Linked DNA regions of Homo sapiens: region 1 is linked to region 2. Evidence: chromatin contacts called from ENCODE Hi-C data. All regions are on one chromosome and are shown on one strand. Each heading gives the region's core, a stretch centred on a gene start or an enhancer-like site at or near the end of the contact. The rest is flanking DNA. Distances are from core to core; before and after follow the strand shown.

Evidence for each region. Hi-C counts contacts between places; a loop is a spot of excess contacts on that map. Pooled maps may share reads with other maps.
Region 1: a loop to region 2 is called in a map of CD14-positive monocyte, with 16 times the contacts of the local background. The contact joins the promoter of GGPS1 here to the promoter of TTC13 in region 2. A Hi-C loop is called at or near these places in 2 of 168 maps with a recorded cell type or tissue (CD14-positive monocyte and naive thymus-derived CD4-positive, alpha-beta T cell) and 9 of 50 pooled maps.

The regions. Positions count from the first base shown.
Region 1 is chr1:235,327,280-235,330,092 of GRCh38, forward strand. It overlaps GGPS1 (geranylgeranyl diphosphate synthase 1), which reads left to right and starts at 1,291. Exons shown (of 4, transcript NM_004837.4): 1 at 1,291-1,499. It overlaps ARID4B (AT-rich interaction domain 4B), which reads right to left and starts at 900. Exons shown (of 24, transcript NM_016374.6): 1 at 490-900. RefSeq lists enhancers at 1-314, 1,051-1,110, 1,351-1,440, 1,941-2,090 and silencers at 21-110, 121-350, 521-570.
Region 2 is chr1:230,977,477-230,980,176 of GRCh38, forward strand. TTC13 (tetratricopeptide repeat domain 13) reads right to left here and starts at 1,385. Exons shown (of 23, transcript NM_024525.5): 1 at 1,084-1,385. The coding sequence starts at 1,354. ARV1 (ARV1 fatty acid homeostasis modulator) reads left to right here and starts at 1,618. Exons shown (of 6, transcript NM_022786.3): 1 at 1,618-1,803. The coding sequence starts at 1,630. RefSeq lists silencers at 700-989, 1,010-1,269 and an enhancer at 1,550-1,849.

The DNA.
Region 1 (2,813 bases), core at 41-2,540, 4.3 Mb after region 2:
GCCGCTCTCCCCTAGGGCCTCGGCGCCCGGCCGAGCGAATCCGCGCCCCCACGCGCCGCGTCCGAGCGAGAGGCCGGCCGGGGGCCACCGAGGGGCCAGGAGGGCCTGTGGGCCGCGGGCAGGACCGGCCCGCCACAGAGCCCCTGCCCACGTCCCGTTCCGGGCTCAGACCCGACAAGTGGGAGCGAGATCAACATCTGGCCCCGCCGCGGGGACAACGTGAGGGCCGAGGGCCCCGGAGGCGGAACGGCCCCCACCCTGCCCGGGCCCCCGACCGCGGCCGCTAAACCGCTGAGTGTGCGGCCGCCCAGCCAGGGGGCGGCTCGGACACAGCGGCTGCGGGGGGTGGGGGTTCCCGGGAGGCCGAGGCCCCGAATTCGGGCGCCGCAGGGACCACCACCGCGATCTTCCTCTGCTCCTTGGCCGGGCCCAGCGACTCCCAAAAGAACCCCCTTAGGAGACCACGAAAGCCCCAGAAAATATCCCTACCTTCCTCGGAGGCGAGATCTGACCCTGGCACGTCCAGAGTCCCCTCTCTCCTTCTCCCCCCCAAAACCAGCAGGCCCGGGGGAGAGATGGGGAAGAAGGGCGGCGGGTCCAGCGGCTGCTGAGGCAGAGGCTCCGGCTCCTCCTCCTCCCGCGGCGGCGACTGGTACCTTTGTTTGGCGGCCGCTCGGGCTCCCTGGTTGGGGGGAGGGGGACGACGAAAAATCCCCCCCGGACTGGAGGTCCGGGCCCCCAATCGCGCTGCCCTCCAGAGGACGGCGGCGATGGACCCTCTGCAGCTCCCTCCGGGCAAAGGTCCAGGCGGTGGCCGTGGCGGCGGCAAGATGAAGCTCAAGAGTCTCCCTCCGCTTCGGCGACCGAGCTCCTCACTCCGGACTCGACTGACGGGCAAACATCGCTTCCCCCCCACCGACTCTAGGTTCCCCCCCTTTCTCCCCTCCCCTAGATTTTTTTTCCCCCCCTCCCCTACCTCTTTCCCGGATGGCCTCTTAGACGACCTTGGATTGGTTAAAGTTCTTTAGAACCCGCCTATACACTGTTCCTATTGGTCCCTGGATACAAACAACGACGCCATTTTCCCACCAGTTCTATGGAAACAGAAAGTTACGCCTCAAGGCTTTCTGGGAAATAAAGTCCATACTCTGGGGCCAACGCGCAAATCCTCGTCCGCGAGAACTGCAAGGCCCGCAATGCCCTGCGCCTGCGTGGACCGGTGCGGGGGCGGGGGGGAGGTGAAAGGGGCGGGGCAACAAAGCAGTAGGGAGGCGGCAACGACGCCTGCGCAGTGTGACCGGGATGGCGCATTTTCTTGCACCAACTAATGCGGTGTCGCTGGCGGCTGAGGAGGGCGGAGAGTTCTGTGGTGAAATAGTGGGAAGGATTCATGTAGGCATCGGGAAGAGCCTAAGTCCACATTATAAAATAGGAAGTTGATGCGGGGTACAGTTACTCCCGGACCGGCGGCGTGAAAGTCGTGATATCATCGTTGAACTGTGAGCGGCAGTGGCGGCGGCTGGGGGGAACCCGGATGGGAAGAAGGGCGGGGGAGGCTGGGAGGCGGGGCAGAGGAAAGAAAGAAAGGAGAGTGAGGACCCGGATGCTGAACCGGATTGTGTATGAATTTTCCATCCCCTAGCTTTAAGCGAGGAGGGAGAGGAAGGGTTGGCCAAGTGGGGCGGAAGGGAGCATCTGAGCGAGGAGGAAGCAGAAACCTCACCGTTTCTTCCCCTCCGGACTCTGTGCTAGCACTGTATACGTTTGCAGTTCTCTGCCCAGCCGCTGTGGAAAATCGGCCTCGAAGTGATTGAAATTCCCTGTTTATATCAGGCGGCTTCTTTCAGATCCATCGTCTTTCTCCCGGAGTATGAATGGAAGGATTCAGTATGCGCTTCACATTTGTATGTCTCTGGCCATTCTCAAACCAGGCCCTTCCCTTTGAAAAGTCTTTTGCATGGGATGTTCACTTCTTAGACGCAAGGTTGTGTGCCCTGGTTTCATCGTCTAACGCGTTAGAAGGCGCTTTCATTTCTTCATGGGTGTTGAGCGCCGACCACTGGGGTGGCCTCTGCCTTCGTAGACCTGCGCCTGGTGAGACGGACAGATGCTGAACAAAACGATGTGAAATTACCGCAGTGGCAGTGCCCCAGAGGAGAGTTCCACGGTGATAGGAGAATGAGGGAATTTGGCTTCTTTAGGGAGGGAAAGGAAGGGTTTCTGAGCAAGTGAGGATCGAGCTGAGAGCTGAAGGGCTAGCAGGAGTTAACTAAGGAAAGAGAAAAGGAAAAGACATTCCAGACAAAAAGACTAACTTGTCAGAAAGCCCTGTGGCGGAAGGGAGCTTTTCCAATATGAAGAACTGAGCCTGGAGAGATGGGATGAGGGGGAGTGTCGAACCTTTTAGGCTTTGTAAAGGAGTTTTGGTTTTCTCCTAATAGCAATGGGATATCTTCCAAGGAATCTCAATCAAAAGGGAGAGATGGCTCCGATTGGAATGTCATCCCTGGCTGAAGAGTAGAGGAAGCGAAAAAAAGAAGAGTTAAAGAGGCAAATGCAGGGAACCCGACGAGGAGGCTATTGCCGTAGTAGTTCACATGGTGAAAAGAATGGAGCGTTTGTATTAATGATTATGGATTCACTCTTTGAACAAATTTCTGGCAGCTTTTTAGTTTTGAAAGTGAGAAGTTTCAGACTCTCACTGAGGTATTCTGTAGTTTTTTCACTCTAAAAGGAAACTAGTAGAGTTCATGTAACACACACTAATGCCTCTTTACATTTAACTTTAGTATGTGATAGCTGAAATTTCCAGC
Region 2 (2,700 bases), core at 135-2,634:
CCGCAAAATAAAAAAGTCACAAACCTCTCAGTGAGTGACACTTCCTCAAGGAAGTCAGACTGTACTAAAAGGAAATCAGATTGTGCTAATCTTGACGTCTCATCTCAACTAAAAAAAAAAGGTATTGTTTTCCCAGGTACACAATGCCGAAGAAAACCACTGCCAAGTCTTAAAAGCAACCATCTCCCAGTGGGTTCGGTAGACCCCGGTCCTTCCCAAAGCAAGCCATAAGGGAACTCACATAGAGAAGGGGGAAAGAGAAAGGGAGGAGATTGATGGGTAAAAAGACCCACGACAGAACTTCAAAACAAAAAAATGTACACACGTATTTTGTCCCAGAGGCATCTGCTATGATTTATTAAACTGAAGCCAATAGCGCCCATTCTTAATGAATGAGCTGGCGTAGCTCCAATACACACACGGCACTGACACACAGGCTCAAGGCCTGCAGGGGCCTTTTTTCCCTCTGGGAGACACCTGACAGATCGCAGGTTGATCTTAAACAACTGGAAGCAAGATGTCAACGAGCAGATAAGATGGGCTTGCTCTTTTTTTCCATTCCAGGGATCCAATTTTTAGGAACTGTTGTATACGAGACATTAACCCGGGAGGTCAGGAAGCCTGATTTCCAGGCCTAAGATGTGCCAGGCGTCTCCCTCCGGGGGCGGGCTCCGCAAGCCGCCGGGCTGGTTGCTCGTCCGCCCGCCCCTCCCTCGCCCCTTCGGCATCCTCGGGAGGCCGGCGGCGGGAACAGGGCTGCCCCGGGCCACCTGCCATCTCCTCCGCCACCCTTCCAACAGTTGCTTCAGACTCAGGAGAGAGGCCGCCCTGGCCCCAGGAGCATGCTGTCAGCTCATTTCTCGACTCGCCGCCCTGCCCAAAGGCGGCTGCAGGAGGGCGCGCGGCGGCGTGGGTGGCAGCGGCGGGAAGCTGCCCGCCAGGACCCCTGGCCGAGCCGGCTCCCGCGGATCGCGCGCCGCAGCCGGAGGCGTGAGGCCCGGGCGACCCGTACCCCGGCCCGGGACCCCAGCCCCGCTGCCCCGCCGCCCCGGCCGACTCGGACGCCCGCCGCCGCCCACTCACCGCCGCACTCGGCAGAGTACTGGTCCCCCCAGTCCCCGGACTGCGGGCTGCAGCCGCCGCCGCCCGCCGGGGCCTCCTGCTGCTGCCGGTGCTGCAGCTCCTGCTTGAGCAGGGAGAGCGGCGAGTAGTGCTCGGTGGCCAGGGCGCCTGGCCGCAGCCCGGCGGACAGGACCCCCAGCAGCAGCAGCAGCAGGACACGCCGGGCGGCGCCCGCGGCGGCCACAGCGCCGCCCCAGAAGCAGCAGCAGCAGCAGCAGCCGGCAGGTGCCATCTTCCCTCAAGGCGCATGCGCGACAGCCCTTGCCCGGCTCTCAGGCCTCCCCGCCTCTAACCTACGGCGGGCAGGTGGACCGTGGCAAGGGGGCGGGACAAGGGGAGAAGCATTGTGTGCTGGGAATGGTAGTCCCAGCTCGGCCAGCCCGGGGCCGCCTTGCCGGTGCCGGGACTACGAATCCCAATAAGCCCGCGCGGCGCAAGTCTTCCGGTCTGGCGTCTGACGTCTTACCCTCCACAGAATCGGAAGTTCTGGACTGCAGTTGAGTGGAAATGGGCAACGGCGGGCGGAGCGGCCTGCAGCAGGGGAAGGGGAACGTGGATGGGGTGGCAGCGACTCCTACTGCTGCCTCGGCCTCCTGCCAGTACAGGTGCATCGAATGCAACCAGGAGGCCAAAGAGTTGTACCGAGACTATAACCACGGTGTGCTGAAGATAACCATCTGTGTGAGTTGTCAGGTGTGGGGTGCCCTTGAGAAGAAAATGGCGCGGCGGGATTTGGGGACCGCGAGGAGCAGGGTCCTCTGATACAGTCTTTAGTTCGGTAGTTGACATTCCCGCCCGGGATCTTTGCATGAATATCTGTACTGATAGAGAACTCAGCTACCCGACAGCGCTTTTCTCATACTGGGGCATATTTGGGTGATATGACCTAAGCCGGCGAACGGACCGGACCGACAGACAGAGGTAGATGTGGGCATTTTGCAGAGAAATTTAAAGATCAATTAGGTTGACATTTTGGTTCATGCCAAAGCTACTTCCTTCTAGCTCTTCTCCCTTTGACAGAGAGATGGTACCATCCTTACCCTCCACAACCCATGTTGAATTCACCTACGATGCTTTTTAAAGGTTTCATCAATTGTCGTTATTGGATGTCTACGGTGTACAAAGCACTATGCTAGACGTTGGTGGTACAAAACCCAAAAGTGAGGAAGTAAAAATTCTCATTTCAAGGTGTTCGTAGAATACCTTGAACTTTCTGATGATTTTCCATCTCAGAGTTAAGGCCCGAATCCCTGAACTGGCTTATAAGGCCCTATGGAGTCTCCTGCTACTCTTTCCCTTCTTTATTTTACGGCAGAGAGAATAATCTTATGTTTAAAGAGTCTACAAAGTTGGAGGTTCTTTGGGGGTATTAATTAGCAAAGAACCTGTCACAGAATAGACAGTACATTTTTGTCCCATTTCAGATCTTGTGATTTTCTAATCTCTTTAGTAAATTATGGTCTGTAGTAATATACAAGAGAATTGACAAACTGAGTGTATACCTGTATAATCTGCCAACCACATAACGTTCTGATGCATACAACCTCAATTTCCTGTTCCTCTCTCAAGTACTTTCCC